Linked DNA regions of Mus musculus: region 1 is linked to region 2. Evidence: chromatin loops called from intact Hi-C (ENCODE). Cell type or tissue: gastrocnemius. All regions are shown on one strand. Links, peaks and the distances in the headings refer to the core of each region. The heading gives the core; the rest is flanking DNA. Region 1 holds the start of Pabpn1l (poly(A)binding protein nuclear 1-like). Region 2 holds the start of Cbfa2t3 (CBFA2/RUNX1 translocation partner 3).

Evidence for each region. A loop is a pair of places that touch in the nucleus more often than their neighbours do. Peaks named below come from ENCODE experiments on the same cell type or tissue, not always from the same donor. Only the 100,000 strongest peaks of a DNase experiment are listed, where the experiment ranks them.
Region 1: it touches region 2 in a loop (7-fold over the local background); 12 of 42 quality-filtered maps call a loop at or near these places.

Annotation. Positions count from the first base shown.
Region 1 is chr8:122,613,799-122,623,074 of GRCm38, reverse strand. It overlaps Trappc2l (trafficking protein particle complex 2-like), which reads right to left. Exons shown (of 5, transcript NM_021502.2): 3 at 9,067-9,154; 4 at 8,688-8,767; 5 at 7,484-7,684. The coding sequence ends at 7,639. Pabpn1l (poly(A)binding protein nuclear 1-like) reads left to right here and starts at 340. Exons shown (of 7, transcript NM_001007462.1): 1 at 340-641; 2 at 951-1,086; 3 at 1,360-1,427; 4 at 1,939-2,045; 5 at 2,143-2,230; 6 at 2,653-2,792; 7 at 3,302-3,604. The coding sequence starts at 399. The coding sequence ends at 3,341. Mir6396 (microRNA 6396) reads left to right here and starts at 700; the gene lies at 700-810. In gastrocnemius, for the core only: a CTCF peak has its summit at 4,956 (motif pointing left); a DNase peak (open chromatin) is centred at 4,959.
Region 2 is chr8:122,673,541-122,681,540 of GRCm38, reverse strand. Cbfa2t3 (CBFA2/RUNX1 translocation partner 3) reads left to right here and starts at 3,366. Exons shown (of 12, transcript NM_001109873.1): 1 at 3,366-3,679. In gastrocnemius, for the core only: a CTCF peak has its summit at 6,342 (motif pointing left); DNase peaks (open chromatin) are centred at 5,926, 6,378, 6,867, 7,332 and 6 more places; H3K4me3 peaks cover 5,438 bases; H3K27ac peaks cover 5,209 bases.

The sequences.
Region 1 (9,276 bases), core at 1,277-9,276, 60 kb after region 2:
CTTGAACAAGATCCGATTATCAGTTAGGTTCTATTGTCAGAGCTGTGGTCAGGGCACGCGGCATATCCAGGTGACAGGCAGACTCCAGGAAGCTCACAGCGTAGCCATGGTCATGTGAGTCCCTGCCCACCCCGCTTTGGGCTCTCATCCACCCTCCCCTGAGTGTTTCAGGGATGCAGCTGGTGAAGAAGACAGGAGATATTCAACCTTTGACCCCTCTGGTCAGTAGCCTAGCCCAAGCTGGGAGGCCTTCTTAATCTTTAGGGCTTTAGTGAAAGCAGCTGGTCAGGGGGAGCACTTAAAAGGGAGGGCCACGGGGTAGATGCAGCTGCAGAGGTAAGCAGACCCAGAGAGGCAAGGCTCCCCAGGTCCGCCCTCCTCGCCTACCTCACCTACAGATGGAGCCTTACCTGAGCAATGAGCTCTTCCCACCCCCCACTGAAGCCTGGCTCCAGACGGTCTCCTCAGATCCTGAGGCCCAAGGTTGGGGGGCCTGGGGCAGGACTGAAAAGACCTCCTTGGTGCCAAGGGCTGGGAGTAGAGCAGGAAGTGACAAGGAAGCAGAGGAAAATGAAGATGCGAGCTTCCTTCTCTCCCTGCTGGAACCAGAGAACCTGGCCAAGTCCCCAGTATTCAACCAGGTAGCACCCCGTCACAAACCGTGCAGGAAGGTGTGGACCTGGGCATGGAGGGAGGAGCACAGGTGACTAGGGGCGAAGGAGCCAGTGCTTCAGACCTCAGAGGCCTCTCTGACTAGGGGGAGGTATCCGGGCAGGAGAGGTACCAGGGGCCTTAGCTCCTAGTCCTGGACTATGGCTACAGGAACAACAGGGTGATCTTGGTTATCCCCTAGTAGCTATGGCTTTCTGCCGGCGCTGGCTGGCCACACCTGCCCTCCATTCTAGAGGGGCCTGAAGGCCATCTCAAACTTACTGTGGCGTGGCCAACAGGAGTTGGAGGCCATCAAGCTGAAACTGTGGGCCATGGAGCATGCTGAAGCCCAGCCGGAGCCACCCTGTGTACAGAGAAAGGCCACAGAGGAAGAGAGGGCTGAGGTCAGACAGCTGCTGAGCCCTGAGACCGTAGGTAGGAACCTGGGACTCTCGCCAACCCTGTCCTCAGATGGACAACTGTCCTTCTAAATCCTTGACCACTTAGCTAAGACTCTAAACCCACCTGTGTTCAGTGGAAGAGTACTCGGCATGGGCTGCATATGAGGACAATTGAGGGAATACTCTGAATCGCACCCACAATCCACAGTGTGACCGCGGGAGCCTGGGCGACCTTCCCTGGGGGTCACGAGGAATGGGCTCCTCAATGAGGTCCTCCCGCTAGTTCTGAGGTTCTCTCTCCCTACAGACTGCTTCTTCTCTAGGACCTCCAAGGAAAATGTGGAGGCTGACCACAGATCTGTCTTTGTAGGCAATGTGAGTAGAGAGGGGGGTGGCGTGGTCATAGCCCTCCTAGGGTGTCTGCCCCCAATTAGGGCATTTAGCTGGGCAGACCCCTCCACGACTGGCCTGGGTGGAGCTGGCTATGAGTTTGAGGCAGGAGGCTATGGAGTTGTAAATGCAAGTGTCTCCAAGGCCAAAGTGGGAGGCCTGGTGCAGAGGGAAGGTAAAACCCACGGGGCCGAATAGTGCCCAGGCCTTGACTGTTCATTCAACCGAAGGTGAGGTCAAGCATTCAGGTTTAATGGGCCACATACCCGGCATGTGCTAATTCCTGAGACCCAACCAGCTGTCCACACAGGAAACACTTAACTGTCTCTCAGCACTGAACCCTGGGCAGGAGTGGATACAACTTCAGCCCATGCCCAGCCAGGGGCCAACCAACCTTGGGGGGGGGGTCCCTCCAACCCCTTTCTGCCACAACGCCTCAGCAGGAGGGAGACGGGGATAGCCCAGCACTTATACCAGGTACCCTTTCTGTGAGCAGGTGGATTATGGTGGCTCAGCTGCAGAGCTGGAGGCCTACTTCAGTCCCTGTGGGGAGATTCACCGGGTCACTATCCTGTGCGACAAGTTCTCTGGACACCCCAAGGGGTCAGTGTCGGGCTATGGCAGGCTGGGCAGTGTGGGTGGGGCTGGAGCTAGCCCCTCACTCCTTGCTCCAATGTTCACCACCTCTGTCCTCCCCCAGCTATGCATATATAGAGTTTGCTTCGCACAGATCTGTCAAGGCTGCTGTGGGGCTGGATGAGAGCACCTTCCGAGGTCGGGTCATCAAGGTATGTTTCCCCAGGGGTCTCCATGCGCCTGTGGGCCACCACTGAGCCTTGTGCAATAACTCACAAATCCTCCACCAGGCTCGGAGAGGTTAGAGTGCCTGACCCTTTGTGCATCTTAGCTGGGTGGGCATTAATCAGAGTTAGGAAGTGATGAAAACTCTCAGACCTAGGGTGGGGCTTGGCGTGGGCGGGGCTTGGTGTGGGCGGGGCCTGCCAGAATGGGCCAGGAAGATGCTGGCTATTACCAGGATGTCCTGTGATCACATTTGCATCTGAGAAAAGTTGGAGGGATTATTTCAGCCTAAGTGATACCACAAGTCAGGAGCCCCAAGCCCTGGTCTCAGCCTGGGCCCTGGCTTCAGGCCACCCTGGCAAGAAGGGTACAGACCAGTGTCTTGGAGCATGACATGGGTTCCATCCAGGTACTTCCCAAAAGGACGAACTTCCCAGGCATCAGCTCCACAGACCGTGGAGGGCTGCGGACACACTCGGGCAACAGGGCTGCCTTCCTGCACGGTAGCCTCCATCGAAAAGCTCGGTTAAGAGCCCATGGACGGAGCCGGTAAGTGGGCCCAAGTGGGACTCTGAGTCTGGAGATCTGAGCAGCAAGATTCTTGGAGCCTGACCCTTATGCTGGCTGTAGCCAATCTGCACAGTGTCATGCTAAGGGAAGACTATTGTCCCTCACATGAGCCTTAAAGGTTGGGGCACTTGGCAAGGGGCTGAGGGGGAGGCCTCGTGGCTTCCAGCAGCCTGTGCAGGCTCTGTGTAAGCTTGCTCCCTGCCTGGTGGGGCTACTTGTTCCTGGGCACTAGGACTCTGCAGGCGACAAGCAGCCTCCTCTGGCCTGAAGCATAGGCTAACTAGTATAAACAAGGCTGCAGTTGAGCCCATGTGACAAATTCTAGCCCCAGGCTTCCTTCTCTGGAGTCACCCCCTCAATAAAGCAAAGGCGCCCCCAACAGTTTCTGGGCAGCTCGGTGGTAACTTTAACCCTGATGTTCTCCAGGCCTATCCCCTCTGAAGACAACTGAGCTGCCTTTGTTCTCCCCCACCCCCAACTCTCTGCAGGGGCCATGGAGGAGCACCACAGTGGTTCTCTCCCTACTGAAAGAACAGCCCAGTTTTTAAAGCGGGACCAGGAGTAAACTGCTGTCTCCACTCCCTCCAGATGGGGCTCCTAGCCTGGCAGCCCCCAAGGGCCTTTGAAGGTGCCCAGATCACCAGGTCCCAGTGGGAAGGCACTGGGCAGGGAGGGGAGGGAGGGGAGGAAGGCTCAGGGTATGCTGGGATTGGCATTCTCGAGTACTTTTAAAGAAAAATAGATATGTGTGTTAATAGTAGAATGTAAATTATTAAACTTGAATATATTTTAAGAACATGTGATCAGCCTCATTTCTTGATTCTCCCTCAGATACAGGTTAGCATTGACCCTTTCTCCAAGGCTCCCCACACAGAGGGTGGTAATGGGATATGGCATGAGTCCAGAGGGGGGGCTCTGGCTCTGCCTTCTGATTCAACCAAACTCCAAAACTCCATCGCCATAATTCTTCCTCCATGCCTCAAACTGGCTCTCTAGATACACCAGCACTTCACCTCCATCCTGCTGAAGTTATCTGAGCTGGTCAGGTCAAGAAGCAAAAGTGGGGCCTCTATGCTGAACTCTGAGTGTAAGAAGCAAAAGTGGGCCTTCTATGCTGAACAGTGTCTGTCTGTCTGTCTGTCTGTGTCTGAGGGTGTGTGTGTCTGAGTGTGTGTGGGTCTGAGTGTTTGTATCTCTGTGTGTATGAGTGTATATGTGTGTGTCTGTGAATGTGTGTGTCTGTATGTGTCTGAGTGTATGTGTATGTCTGTGAATATGTTGTGTGTGTGTGTGTGTGTGTGTGTGTGTGTGTGTGTATCTGGCAGACAGGCTACCCTGCTCTGCCACTGTACTCAGGAAGAGAGCTAGCCAGGCCCAGGTCTGCGGATACACACGCTAATCTGCACTTACCACCTTGCTGTATGTTAATGTTATCCTTAAGCCCCAGTAGAGCTGCCTTGCTTCTCCTGCTCCCCGAACCTGGAGAGCTCTGAGAACGAGCTGTGCCCTTTTCTAGGCTCCATCCATGCGTGACCCCCCCCAAGCCATTTTCACATGTCCCCTGTCCTCAGTGGATATCCCACCCCCCAATGCAACCACATCTTCACCTCCAAAGCCCAAAGGCAGCCTGTGACCTTATTGAAAAAAGATCTCTGAAGAAACGTAAGAATTAACTCCAGAGTCAGGTGTAGTAGTGCACACCTTTAATCCCAGCACTCAGGAGGCAGAGACAGGTGGAGCTATGTGAGTCTGAAGCCAGCCTGGTCTACAGAGTGAGCTCTAGCACAGCCGGGGCTACACAGTAAGCTCCTATCATCATCGCCATCACAATAACTACTACTCCAGGAGCATTCCAGACTGCCTGTGGACCACACATCCAACAGCGGGTGAGGCTTGGGACAGCTGTGAACAAGGGAGGCAGAGTCTGAGCTGAGGCTTGCAAAGAGTCGCTGCAGCTCCAGGAGCTGGCCAAGACCTAGAGTAGATTCTCTCTGGGCATGCAGGAAGTAGCCCTGCCCCCAGCTACTGTGTTAACTGGCCAAGGCAAGTTGGCCTGTGGTATCAATACAGTAGCCCCCGTGAGCCTGGACAGCCTTTTTATTTTTTTTTAACCTTTGGAAGCAATTGGTTCCATCCTGACCAGCTAGGAGTGACTGCCACCCAGTGGGCAGATGGTGAACAGCAAATTGGCCCTAGGGTGGCCTTGCGGGAAGCGGGGGGTTGGGGGGGGGGGAGGGTTCCCCAGTATCAAAGTAAGTGACCTGGCAGGGCCCTTGACAAGGATGATGCCTGCTCCTCTTCAATTCCAGCTTCAGGACTTCCAAGTCCCTGGCCTGGGTCTCCTGGCAGGATATTTGCTCCTGAGCCTTGGACATATATACATGCATAAGTGTGTGTGTGTGTGTGTGTGTGTGTGTGTGTGTTTGTGTGTGTATATATATGTATTTTTATATACACATATATATATGCGCCAAGTTTTACACATACATATATAAATACACATATACACACATATACATATATATACATATATGTATATGCCAAGTTCTCTTCTTGGGAAGGACCCGGGAGTTCTTCCTGATAGACCCAGGTCTGTCCAAGCCAAGGACAGAAGGCTGAGGTGCAAACACCCCTCAGCACAGCGTCTACACAGTAGTGAGAACCCTACCAGCCCTGCAGTCTCTGCCGTGAGCATTGTCAATGGCAAGCCACAGTTTCCCCTCTCAGAGTAAGGCGCCCTGGACCCAGGTCTGTAGAAGGACAGTACCAGAAGGGAAGACAGGCAGCTGATGGCCCTACAGACTACCTGCAGCAAATCACAAGCTAACCAGAGCCACCATCTTGGCTCCGGGGTGGACAGCCTGCCTCTTAACAGGCAGGCGGTGACCATGGTCTCCGAGGCCAACCTCAGGGTGGAATTCACCTGCAAGCCTGATGCCCACACCCAGGCGAGCAGAGCACATTATAAGCTTTCTTTGCTGAGCTTGATAGTGAGAAGACTCAATGTTCTCACACACAGTGCTCTTACACATAATCTGTCAGAAAACCCAAACAGGAGAGAGCTCTATGTTATTGCCTCACATGAAAAGCTGACGCAAGGGGGCTGGTGAGATGGCTCAGCAGGTAAGAGCACCCGACTGCTCTTCCGAAGGTCCTGAGTTCAAATCCCAGCAACCACATGGTGGCTTACAACCATCCCTAATGAGATCTGACTCCCTCTTCTGGTGTGTCTGAAGACAGCTACAGTGACTTACATATAATAAATAAATAAATCTTAAAAGAAAGAAAGAAAGAAAAGCTGACGCAAGCCGTCCAGGGCTGGTTCATCAGCCCAGACTTAGGCCCCTTTTGCTCCCTCATCTCGTCGTCTTGCTCTCAAGAGGGAGACCTAACCTCCCGCTTCCAGGCAGGAAGAGAGCAGAGAGCCTCGAGTGTTCTACACACCAGCCAGACCTACTTTTAAAGTATCTTTCCTGCAGGTTCCTCCCAGAACCACCTTTTACACATTGTAACTGCCTGTCCTGGTATGAAGAGGAAAGGGGGAGGGTAGCAACCGGCATTGAGCCAAGTTTCTCCAGGAAACCTGAGGCTCACTCTGTGAGGAGGGAAGACTGGGGCATAAGATGCAGTTTCCAGGGCAGCTAATACTCAGGGAGGGTGACCTCCCAAGATCCCACCTGACTGGTGCTCCTTCCTTCCCTTGCCAAACCCAACCCCCCACTAAAGGCTTTAACCAAGTCCATCTGGGCTCTGTCCATGTCAGTCAGCTGCATGTTGAACTTCTCAAAGCAACTTCATTTCTCACTTTTATCGATCAGGTGGGTGGTCTGGCTTCTCTTCGTACTGCATTTTGTAATAACCTTGTGCTCTTGGAGAGAAGCCCTGAGATGCAGAGATGGACTCTCTCCCACTCCACCCAGCTCACGTGGACAAATCCCAGCCTGCTGGGCCCAGGCATGAGACACTCTACAGCGAAGGGGAGGTCCTTGGCTGAGGACTTGGGGAAGCCAGAGACTCTGAAGACAGCATGGAGCCATGACAGCTAAAGGGGACTCAGGCTCAGGACAGGTCCTCTTGGCCTCTGCCTCTCCTAGGACACCAGTATTTAGCTACGCTGCCCGGAGGCATGGAAGAGCCAGCTTCAGGCACCACCTCCACACAGCCACAGGACTTCTGAGGAGAGCCTGGTTTGTCCCTGGGGATGCATGGCCTAGGAGCAGCACTGGGGACCTTGCTGGTCTCCATGCTCACAGACAGGAAAGGCTCCTGGAGGTTCTCCTCTGCGACATGGGAGACACGCTTTGCTGCTGTGTCCCACAGAGCTTTACACCTCTTACCACCCCCTGAGGCTAGCGCTGGGCACAGCACTGGGCTAAGGCTAGCAATGAATGGCAGATCCAGAACGTCGAGGGCCCTTGCCCAAGAAGGAAGGTGTGTGTCTGTCCGCCCTGGATCGTCTCTATTCTCTGAAGCTGGCTCTCGGCTCCCCATACCCTACACCCTTCTGAACCACCCACCTGCTCAGACAATGGAGGCCCACAGTCTCCTATCACAGCATCCTCCCCTATACCACCCAGCTGTGGTCACAGCCCCTACATCACTCTAGAGTCTCTGAGACCAGCTAGCTGGTCCTCAGCTGAGCCCTCTCTGCTGACACAGGACAACGTAGATCTCATCTTGTGAGGCCTTTAGTAGAAAAGCACAGGGGACACAGCCCTGCCCACAGGGTACACTCAGGGAGCAGAAAGGGAATAAATAAGTATCATCCAACAGGGGTGAACGCAGGCTTCTCTTCTGAACGACTGAGGCAGGCAGAGGTCCCCACTCAGCACACCTGGATCATCATGGAAGTCACCATGGTATCAAAGGCCCTGAGAAGAGAATCCAGATTTAGAGCAGGACGGGCTATGGCCCTGCCCGACCGGATCCTCGGGATTCTGGAGCTTTCCTAGGGTTCAGGGAAGCAGACTTTGTACCCACCATGCCAGGCAGTGACACCCACCACCCTTGCACAGCCTCCACAGGCCTCTTATTCCACAGATTTCCACAGCATGTCTCCCACGGTAAGGTCCACAGGGAGCAGGCAGGGATAAGCAATGAGCCCCACGAGCAGGCAGTGCTGTCTTTGCCCTGTATGGCTTAGGGACACCTGGGTTCTCTGTCTTAGGATCTAGGTGGACCCAAAATACTTGATGTCTCGGCTAAAGGAAGGTGCCACTCAAGGGCCTGCTTGAGCCACCTGTCAACTGAAAGCAACTCCTTGGGAACAGTCCCTGAAAAAGAAAATTCTGGGGCTGGAGAGATGGCTCAGCGGTTAAGAGCACTGACTGCTCTTCCGAAGGAAGGTACTGAGTTCAAATCCCAACCATTTATCATGAGATCTGATGCCCTCTTCTGGGGTGCCTGAAGTTAGCTACAGTGTACTTACATATACTAAATAAATAAATCTTTAAAAAAAAGAAAAGAAAAAGAAAGAAAAGAAAGAAAGAAAATTCTGGAAGCAGGTTTGCAGTGCCTGCATATGAAGTCCATGCCCCCTGATGAGGCACCTGCATGAGGTCCATCCAGCTGGAAGGGAGACACCCAAGCCAACACAAAAGGCACGCCAAGCAACAGGAGGACATTGCCTCCGAAAAGGGTATGCCACAGCATGAGCCCTTGCTGAGCCTTCTCTAGGTCCTCAGGTACCCACAGACACACCTGGGAGGTCAGATGGGTGAGCCTTGGCCCAATCTGCCCATACACACAGAGGTCTGTGTCAGCGCTACGTTAGAAAAATGGGGCTGACTGCTTTGAAATAGTGGCCTTGGGACAGGGCTCCTACGTGGTTCCCTTGCTTTCCTAATGACCATGTTATCAAAAAGCAGGTCCCACCTTGACTGGATGCGGTCTCCCGGGTTGTAGAAGGGGTTGCACATCACATCTGTGTAAGAGTTATGCAGCTTCCGGAACATCTAAAAGAAGAGCAAACGAAGCCGGGCAGTGGTGGCAAATGCCTTTAATCCCAGCACTTGGGAGGCAGAGGCAGGCGGATTTCTGAGTTCGAGGCCAGCCTGGGCTACAGAGTGAGTTCCAGGATAGCCAAGGCTATACAGAGAAACCCTGTCTCAAAAAACAAACAAACAAACAAACAAAAAGTAGAAGAGCAAACGAACACCGGTTAGATGAACGCACTCATGGGGCTGTTGCAGGCTTTTGCCTTCCCAGTGCGGAAAGTGAGGGGCAGATACCCACCTCAGCCCTCTGCACTTACACTGCGGATCTCGTTGTCCCGAAGGGCTGTATTGGAGGAATCCACGACCATGACAAATTTCACCTTGGAATTGGTCACATACCCATATCTGCACGGCTGGTTAAGGAACAAGCCTTGGCACAGAGGCTGTGTGACTGCATACGACACACACCGCATCACAATCAAGAGCCTGCAAGACCTTTGTGAACACTCATTTCAGAGAAGCCTAAT
Region 2 (8,000 bases), core at 1-8,000:
TGATCCATCATTTTATCTAGAGAGACTGACCACATGACTCCTTCATCTCAACCCTCCCCTCCCCCTCCTCTTCCTCTTCCCCCTTTCTCCTCCCCCACCCCCTCCTCCTGCTCTTCCTCCTCCCCCTCTTCTCCCTCCTCCTCCTCCTCCTCCTCTTCCTCCTCCTCCTCCTCCTCCTCCTCCTCCTCCTCCTCCTCCTCCTCTTCTTCTTCTTCTTCTTCTTCTTCTTCTTCTTCTTCTTCTTCTTCTTCCCCCTCTTCCTCCTTCTCTCCACTCTCTTCTTTCTCAGTAGTGTCTCTTAACATAGCCCAGGCTGGCATGGAACTCACTATCTTTCTGCTTCGGTTCCCAAATGCTGGGATTATGGTCACTGGCCATTGCACCTATTCCTTGTGGAATAGAATAGAAATGTGCATCACAGAAAGAAAAGCTGTGAAGGCATCAAGGTGCCAGACCAGAGCCCATTCCCCTACACCTCTCAATGGCACATACACTTTATTATTTACATAAGGTGTTTAAAATGTCATTGATATCTATATTTTTGTCTCCCGGGGTTTTTAAAATAAATAGACCAAGTTTTTGAAGCAGATTCATAGAAAGATTCATAGAAAGATTGATCAGAAGGCAGAGCTGTCCCTGGGTCTGCACAACATGGATAGTGTCCCTGGTGTAGGGCACTGGTAACTAAGGAGTGGACAGAGACTCAACAAAACTCACCTTTATAGTGAGGTCCAGTCTGAGTTTCGTATTCTGCGTGTTTAGTTAAATGTCTAATGATGGTGTCCGCCGTCAAAATGTCACCCTGAGCCGTGAGAAAAGGAGGTGCTGCCCTTCTGGGGGGTGAGGATAGCAGAAACAACCCAGGTGTAGCTGGAAGTGTTAGACATTGAGATTGCTTTCTTTAGAGAAAGGGGCTTCTGTTCTAAGAAGAGCCCCCAGCTGCAAGTCTGGTGTCAGCTCTGTACTGTGAGCTCTGTACTGTCAGCTCGGGCAGGCACAGCCCCTCTCACAGCCTCGTGGGAAGCAGGGACCAGATAAAGGTAGAGAGCTGACTTCACTGGGGAAAGCCACACTGCCATAAGCAAGAGAAAGTGGCTCCTTTGAATTGAATCAAGCCCAGGTCTCTATAGACAATAAAGAGCTTCAGGCGGCACCTGATTTCCTGAGCGGCTGCTGCCTCTAAGGTGTCCACGTGATCCCTGGTGCTTGGTGACTCTTTGTTGTTCTGAGAAGGCGTGTGTCTTGCAGATGGACTGGATACACAGTGTGGGTTGAGAGCTTCCATAAGGTAACATGAGAGTGTCGAAGAGCTGTGACCTGGACATTTCCACAGGGAACCAGCTCTTCATAAAGTAGCAGGGAGACCAAGTGGGTAACAAATGGGCTCTGGAAATGTCTTTCCAGCTGGTGGAAAAATGGAGGGACAACGGCTGTCAGGACTCGTTGTGACTATGCTGCAGTGGGGCCGGCCCACTCCATACAAAGCAGCCCTCAGGGCCCCCACCATCTCCTCCCTGTGCAGCAGCCATGGCTCTCTCTTGGGAGAGCTTCCTAGCTGAGAGGTTTACCTGTCACATTGAATTCTGTACCTCCAACAGAGGTTGTGAGCACCTTTCTTAAGTTCAAGCCACACACTGGCCACTTACCACAAAACAGACATGCCACCCAGCAGCACGAGGTGGGTAAACCTGCAGCTCAAGCTGAGGGTCCCACTCCTGCCTCAGGCTGAGCTCCCAGAGACTGGCTTACGAGGTCTGCTGAGAGGCCACTCTGCCGGGGCCACTCTTCACGACAGTATCTCTGAAGAGGACTGTCCTTTGCTTTCTCGGTGTACACAGCACACTAGCAGCCACACAGCTGGTGTCCATATGCCTGGGATAAAAAGTTTGCGGTCTCAAGCCACATAGCCAACTCTTCTAGATCCACATTCCTCTGTGAAATGGGCTCGGGACCCTCCACTCCTCTATAAGATTGATACATGTGGCCAGGGAGATCTGAAAATGTGGACAGTTTTATAGGTGTCAGACTAGGATTAGATAGCATCCTCCACAGAGGGAGATCCGGGAAACCAAGGAGCCCAGATCCCACCCCAGGAGGACCGTGCAGGAACGCTTTTTCAAGAAGGCAGAGGTGAACCCCTGAGAGGGACCCCAACTGGGGAAAACCAAGCCACTACAGCAAGCCTGGAAAGAAACGGAGGGTATTTTTACTTATTTATTTATTTAATTTTGGCACATTGCTAGATTTTTATCCTTCACATGCAGATGTATGCCTAATGAGATGAAAATCAAGCCCCCCCCACCCCCACCCCCCCGCTGATCTGAAGTTCTGGCCCCTTGTCTCTGCAGGCGGTGACCCTGGGTCTCTCCTTAGTCTCAAAGAAGCAAAGTGTGAGTGAGTGAAAAACTGGGAAGGGAAAGGAAGGAAGTGCAGCGAGTTTGCTCAAATGTACCAACCGGAGGAACGCCTGGGACTTGTCGCAAGGCGCCTCGAGGAAAAGTGGGTAAAGTGGGTGGGGAGCAGGCTCAGAGGAAGCAGAGAAAGTAGGACGCGGACAAGCAGAAGCAGCGGCTGGGGGCTTTTCCTCAGGTTGACATTAAAATGAATGATATGCAAACGAATGCAAAGCATATGCGAACGCCGGCCCCGATGGCAGTGGGGAGAGCGGGATCCTGAGCCCACTTGCCGCAGGTCGCCTGGCGCCTTGGGGACCAAGGCCGAGCGCGGCGGGTGGAGCGCGCCCCCTGCCGGCAGAACGCGCAGGTGGCCCGGGTACCCCGAAGGGCTTGCGAAGGGGGTGAGGGGGGGTGCGGCGGCCGAAGGAGGGGCGCCCGCCTCCCCGTCCCGGAGTAGACACCGCGGCTCCGGGAGCAGCGACGCCGTCGGGCTGCGACTGCTCCGAGGTGGGTGTGTGCGGTGCGCTCAGCTCGCCCGCCCTCCCGGGGCGCGGCCTGCGCGGGGCGGGGGCGCACAGCTAGGAGTCCGCCCCGCACCGGGTTGCCCCGCGCCGCACGCACTGGCTACGCGCTGGGACTCCTCGGCCCGTTCCCACTCCACGGCCCCGCTCTCCTGCATCCGTACGGGGGTCCCACGCGCGGCCTGGCGCTCCTGAGGTCCCTACGTCCTGAGTCGGACCCCATAGCCAAGTCCGCCGGGCGCGTCCCGGGGCCCCTCGGCCACCCGGGCGGTGGAGGCGGGAGCCGCTCTGGGCATTGGGCGGCGCCGGGCGCACGGAACCGGGCCTCTCTCCGGCGGCCGGCGCCCCGGGGCGGAGCGAGCGCGATGGGCGTCGGGCTGGAGGCAGGTGGCGCAGCGGCGGCGGGGCGCGGGAGGCGGGGGCGGAGCGCGCGGGGCGGGGGCCGCGGGACTCGGTGAGACGCGCGGGCGAGCGCGCGGCAGCAGAGCCGAAAGCACGGCGGCTGGACCCGGCGGCCGCCGAGGCCGAAACCACCCGGGCAGCGTGCGGGCTTTGTTCCCGCGCTGGGGGCCGAACGCACTCGGCATGGCCCAGGCGGTCGCCCCGCGCGCCCCGACCCCGCCGCGCGCCTGAGCCCCGCGCAGCGCGAGAAGACAGCGTACGGATCGCCCCCAAGTTATGGAGGTGGCGACCCAGTGAGAAGGAAAAGCCACTTCGGGAGCCGGGTTGCGAGAGAGCTACGGTCCCCTGGAGCTCCAGACCGTAAGTGCCGCCCCTGCCCTGTTCAACACCGCCGCTGTCACCCTACTTTGCCGGTTGCTGCCGTCCCGGGGGTCCTCGCTTTGCACCCCCTCTCCAGCCCCTCCACTTTACAAAGTTCGTGCCCACGGCAGGGTGGAGCCAACTCTGCCCACTCATTTGACTGAGTTGCAGCCACCCTAGGTGAGCAGACAGCTTGACCTGTCCAGAGTGTGTGTGGTTCATCTTTAGGTAGGAGCTGAGTCGGTGGGGGAGTATGGGCTCCCCAACCACCACCCACAAGCGCCCCCTGGGGTGCCGGGTCTCCTGACAAAGACTGGTAGCCTGAATGACAGGGCTCGGGACTGACTGGAGTAGCGGGAGGGCAACCTTCCTGGGAGATAGTGCTGGCAGGAGAGGGTCTGCTGCTTTCTCTAGCCCTTCCCCCTCTTATTTTGGTCCCTGGATCAGCCATTAGGGCCATGGAGCTGAGCATCCTTCCTGATGGTCGGGAGGGGATCCTGACCGCCCTCCCTGGGGTCCTGACAGCCAGGTGCAGGCACAGCCTCCGGCTCTGATCCTTCTCACAGGCTTTGGGAACGGTCCATCTGTGTGTAGGGCAGGCCCAGAGCCAGGCTGTGGGAACAGCGGGGAGGAGGTGTGAGGAGGTGTGAGCACCGCGGAGGGACAGATGGCTGGGAATTCAGCCGGAGTCGGGCTGACTAAGGTGGAGCAGAAGGCAGCCAGGCTGGCAGCTCCTGGCTTTGAGCCGCTGCCTTTCAACTCATGGCCCTGAACTTGGTGTGTTTGGGCTTCTTGACCACAGTGCTGGCTGGACCTACCCCCCTGCTCCATGAATAGAACTATCTGATCATGTGAGCTAAAGCTGACTTTCAGAGCCCAATTCCTCAAAATAACAGACGATCTCATGCTCCTGTTTGTAGGGTTGATCCCAGTAACTGTCACACCCGTCCCTCCTATCCTGAGGCCAGGATGTGGCTTCATTATGTCTGGCTGGGTGTGTGCTTCCTCCCGGCGCTCAGAAACAGGAGGTTCCCAGGCAGCCACTCAGAGGATGGGGCTGGCAGAAGACAAAGGGAGCGGTCACTTTGCCCTGGCATTGCCCTTGCAAGTTGCTGGAAGGTTTCAGAAACTTCTCAAGACTGGGACTCTCTCATCTCCCTAAGACCCCAGGGGCTGGTCTGAGAGAGTTCAGCCATACCCGGCCAGAATGCACTTGGCTCCTGGCCTGGGAAGAAGTAGGAAAGCCCTGTGAGAGATTTCTGGTCTTGTGCATGGAGGGATCCTGATGGGGGCTACACTGGGGTCATGATGTCACCCCACCTTGGTCCACTGAAGGGCGGAAGTCAGAAGATGTGGCTGTCCCCAGTTGGCACTGGGAGCCCACAGTTAGAGCACCAAGCTGAGAAAATGCCGCTATTTGGGACTGTTTTTTTTTTGGGGGGGGGGCACAACCACTCTTGTGCATTGAGAGGGAAAAGCAGAGAAAGGAGGAACCCTGCGAACAGAAGGAACAGATGTGGTGCTCGGTGCTGCCCGGGAGCTAGACAGACACGGGGAGGGAGAATATCACGTTAGGACTGATTTTCTGGCGGAATCCACCCTCCCGGGAGGTACTGTGATCTTGATGAGAGGGGAGAAAGGGAGGGCCATGTGTACCTGGCACACCACCATCTTTTGCTGTGTGCCAAGCCTGAGCTGGCATATGGAAGACACCCCTGGACAGTTCCTTGCAGGATGCTCTGGGGCTGCTGGGTGGTCCAAGCAGCTCTCAGGTCCTTGTCTGGCTCTTCCTCTGTTACCGGGTTATCCATGTAATTGAGTTACCACCTCCAGGAAATCTCTCTGATTGCGCTCCACATATACTCCTTTCTGCGTGACTGAAAGAAACTCGTTTTCCTTCCTACACGCAGATCTGGAAATGCTGGCAAGGCTGGGTCACTGGGCCACAAGATCTGAGCCAGTAGGTTTGCCCACCATGGAGAACCAGGCTTAGCTTCAGCCTCTTCTGATGCAGAAGACAGGAGGGTGTGTCGGGAGAGGTGTTTCCCACCACCTTCTGGAATGGTCTTCCCTCCCCCCTCCTGCACTGTAAGCGGGATGGGTTTGGGGGTGGGGGGGTTCTGATTCATTCTCAGCCTCCCACGTGCCAGTGGGATGGTGGTGAATTAGATGGATCTAGATATCCTCCAACCACCAAGAGAACCCTCCTAGCTCATTCATGGCTGCTCGGGTGTGCATGTGTATGCTGGGTGCGCATGGAATCCAGCACAGGACAAGAGGCTTGCAGGCTGCTAGGCTGGCCATGCCTGGGGCGAGGGGACTGGCCCTATGGATCTTCCTTGGTTGGCCATTGTTTCCTGCACTGGCCCTCCAGACTTTAGGTCTGCCTGCCACACAGCAGGGTCACAACATTTTCTTTAGCAGTGACTATGATCTTCAGAACTTAGCTCATTGTCCAAAACAGATCCTCTTGCCCAACCAGACAGACTTGGTGGCGTGAGTTTGATGATAGCCCGGACCCTCCCAGCTTTGTAATCTCTCTTGCCTGTGTCCTTGGAGCCTTCCTATGTCTGTCAGGTCTTCTCCTCAGCATCCTAAGAACTCTGAGTCTGTCCCAAGGGCTGCAAGTGACCAGGGTCGGTGCTATGAGTGGAGAGCCCTCTGCTGGGCTGCCTCAGGCAAGTGGGGAATAGCCACCTCATAGTTCTTGCTCAGCCACACTGCTGACGTCGTGGGTGGGCCTTCGTGAAGCTGGGCTATCCTGGTTCAGACCTCATAGGACTCAGTAGGGGGGATGGGAGGGTCGGGTCACTCAAAACCCTCTGGAAACCACCAAGACAGTGTTTGACTATTACAAAAGATACACACTCACTGCAGGATAAATCCACATTCACTGAGTAGTGTCACACACACACACACACACACACACACACACATACACAGTCCCTTGAAGGTGGCCAATAGTGGAGCTTTGCTGAGCCCACTCTGCCTCTACATAGCTGGTCATAGAGAGTGTCTGCCATTGTAGGCTAAAAGCCTTCTCCATGCTGTGCAGAAGTGGATGACAGAAACAACCCAGGGGAAAGTCCACCTCACCTTTGAGACCAGCACTGGCCCACTCAAAGTGGAGTCCAACGGCACTGACCCACTTTCCAGACTCAGAGAGGTTCTTCAGATGCCAGAGGCTGATGGGCCCTTGGGGTTCCCCAGAGTTCTGACCCAACAAATGAGTTGGCTAACAGCCATGCAGATTCTGTGTGTATCAGGGTTGACCAGCTGTATCCCCTAGAGGGGAGGAACTGTGAGGGACCAGAGAGGTGCAGGACTTTATGGGGAGAGGCCACAGGTCTAAGGCTCCTTTCTACAAGGATATCCAGCCTCTAGACCAGACTGGATTACAGGGTTCAGTTGTAACCCCCCACTCCAGTAAAGCAGTCACTTGCTATATTGCCTTTGTGACTCCCAGGTGCCTCCTATCCTGGTGGGCCTATCACCTGGCCTTCCTGGGCACAGTGAGCAGTCACAGTTCTGTTTCTGAGGTCCCCAGACTGGAGCAGGGTGAGAGCAAGGGTTGCAGGGCTTCTCTCGTATAGAAGCCAGTTCTTGGTAGAGATGACCGTCAGCCCCAGCAGGCAAGGCTGGGCAGAGCCTGGCATCCGGGTGCGCGCCTCGGACAGTAAGCACTCCGTTCCTAGTTTCCACCTCCAGCTCAGCCGGACCAGGTGGAGAGCCTGCCCCTTCCCTTGAGCGACAGCACACTTCCTGAGGCAGTAAAACAGAAGCTCAAGCTCCCGCTTTCTATAATTCGTGGGACCTCAGGGCAAGCCAGATGTCACCGGGAAAGGAAAACAAAGATGAATTTGGCTATAATAAGGAAGATGTCTCCAGGCCAAGACTCCTAGAGCACAGCCGACAGCTCCTGAGTTCCCATCCTTCTCTGCCTCCCTTTCAGCCTCTTGGAGCCAGTTTATCCCTGTGCTCCAAATCTCCCAGGCAGACCCTGAGGCCCCTCATAAGGGAGGCAGAATAGTCAGCTTGGTCAAGGGAAAAGCAACAGAGGACATGAGGGAATGAGAGCACTCCCTGACACTCCTGGGGACAGGTCATGTATCTCTGTAGCCACGGTTGACAAGGAATCAAAAGGACATTCACCCCGCTGGATCATCTAGAAGACAACACAGAGGACACCTGGTTTAGCTGTGACAGGTCCCATGTTACAGCCAGAGAAGGCAAGTGGTAAGAGATTGAGGGGTGTGGGGGTTGCTAACCATCTGTGGAATCTCTCTCCTGTCCTCAGACAGGATAGGGACAACACTTTGGC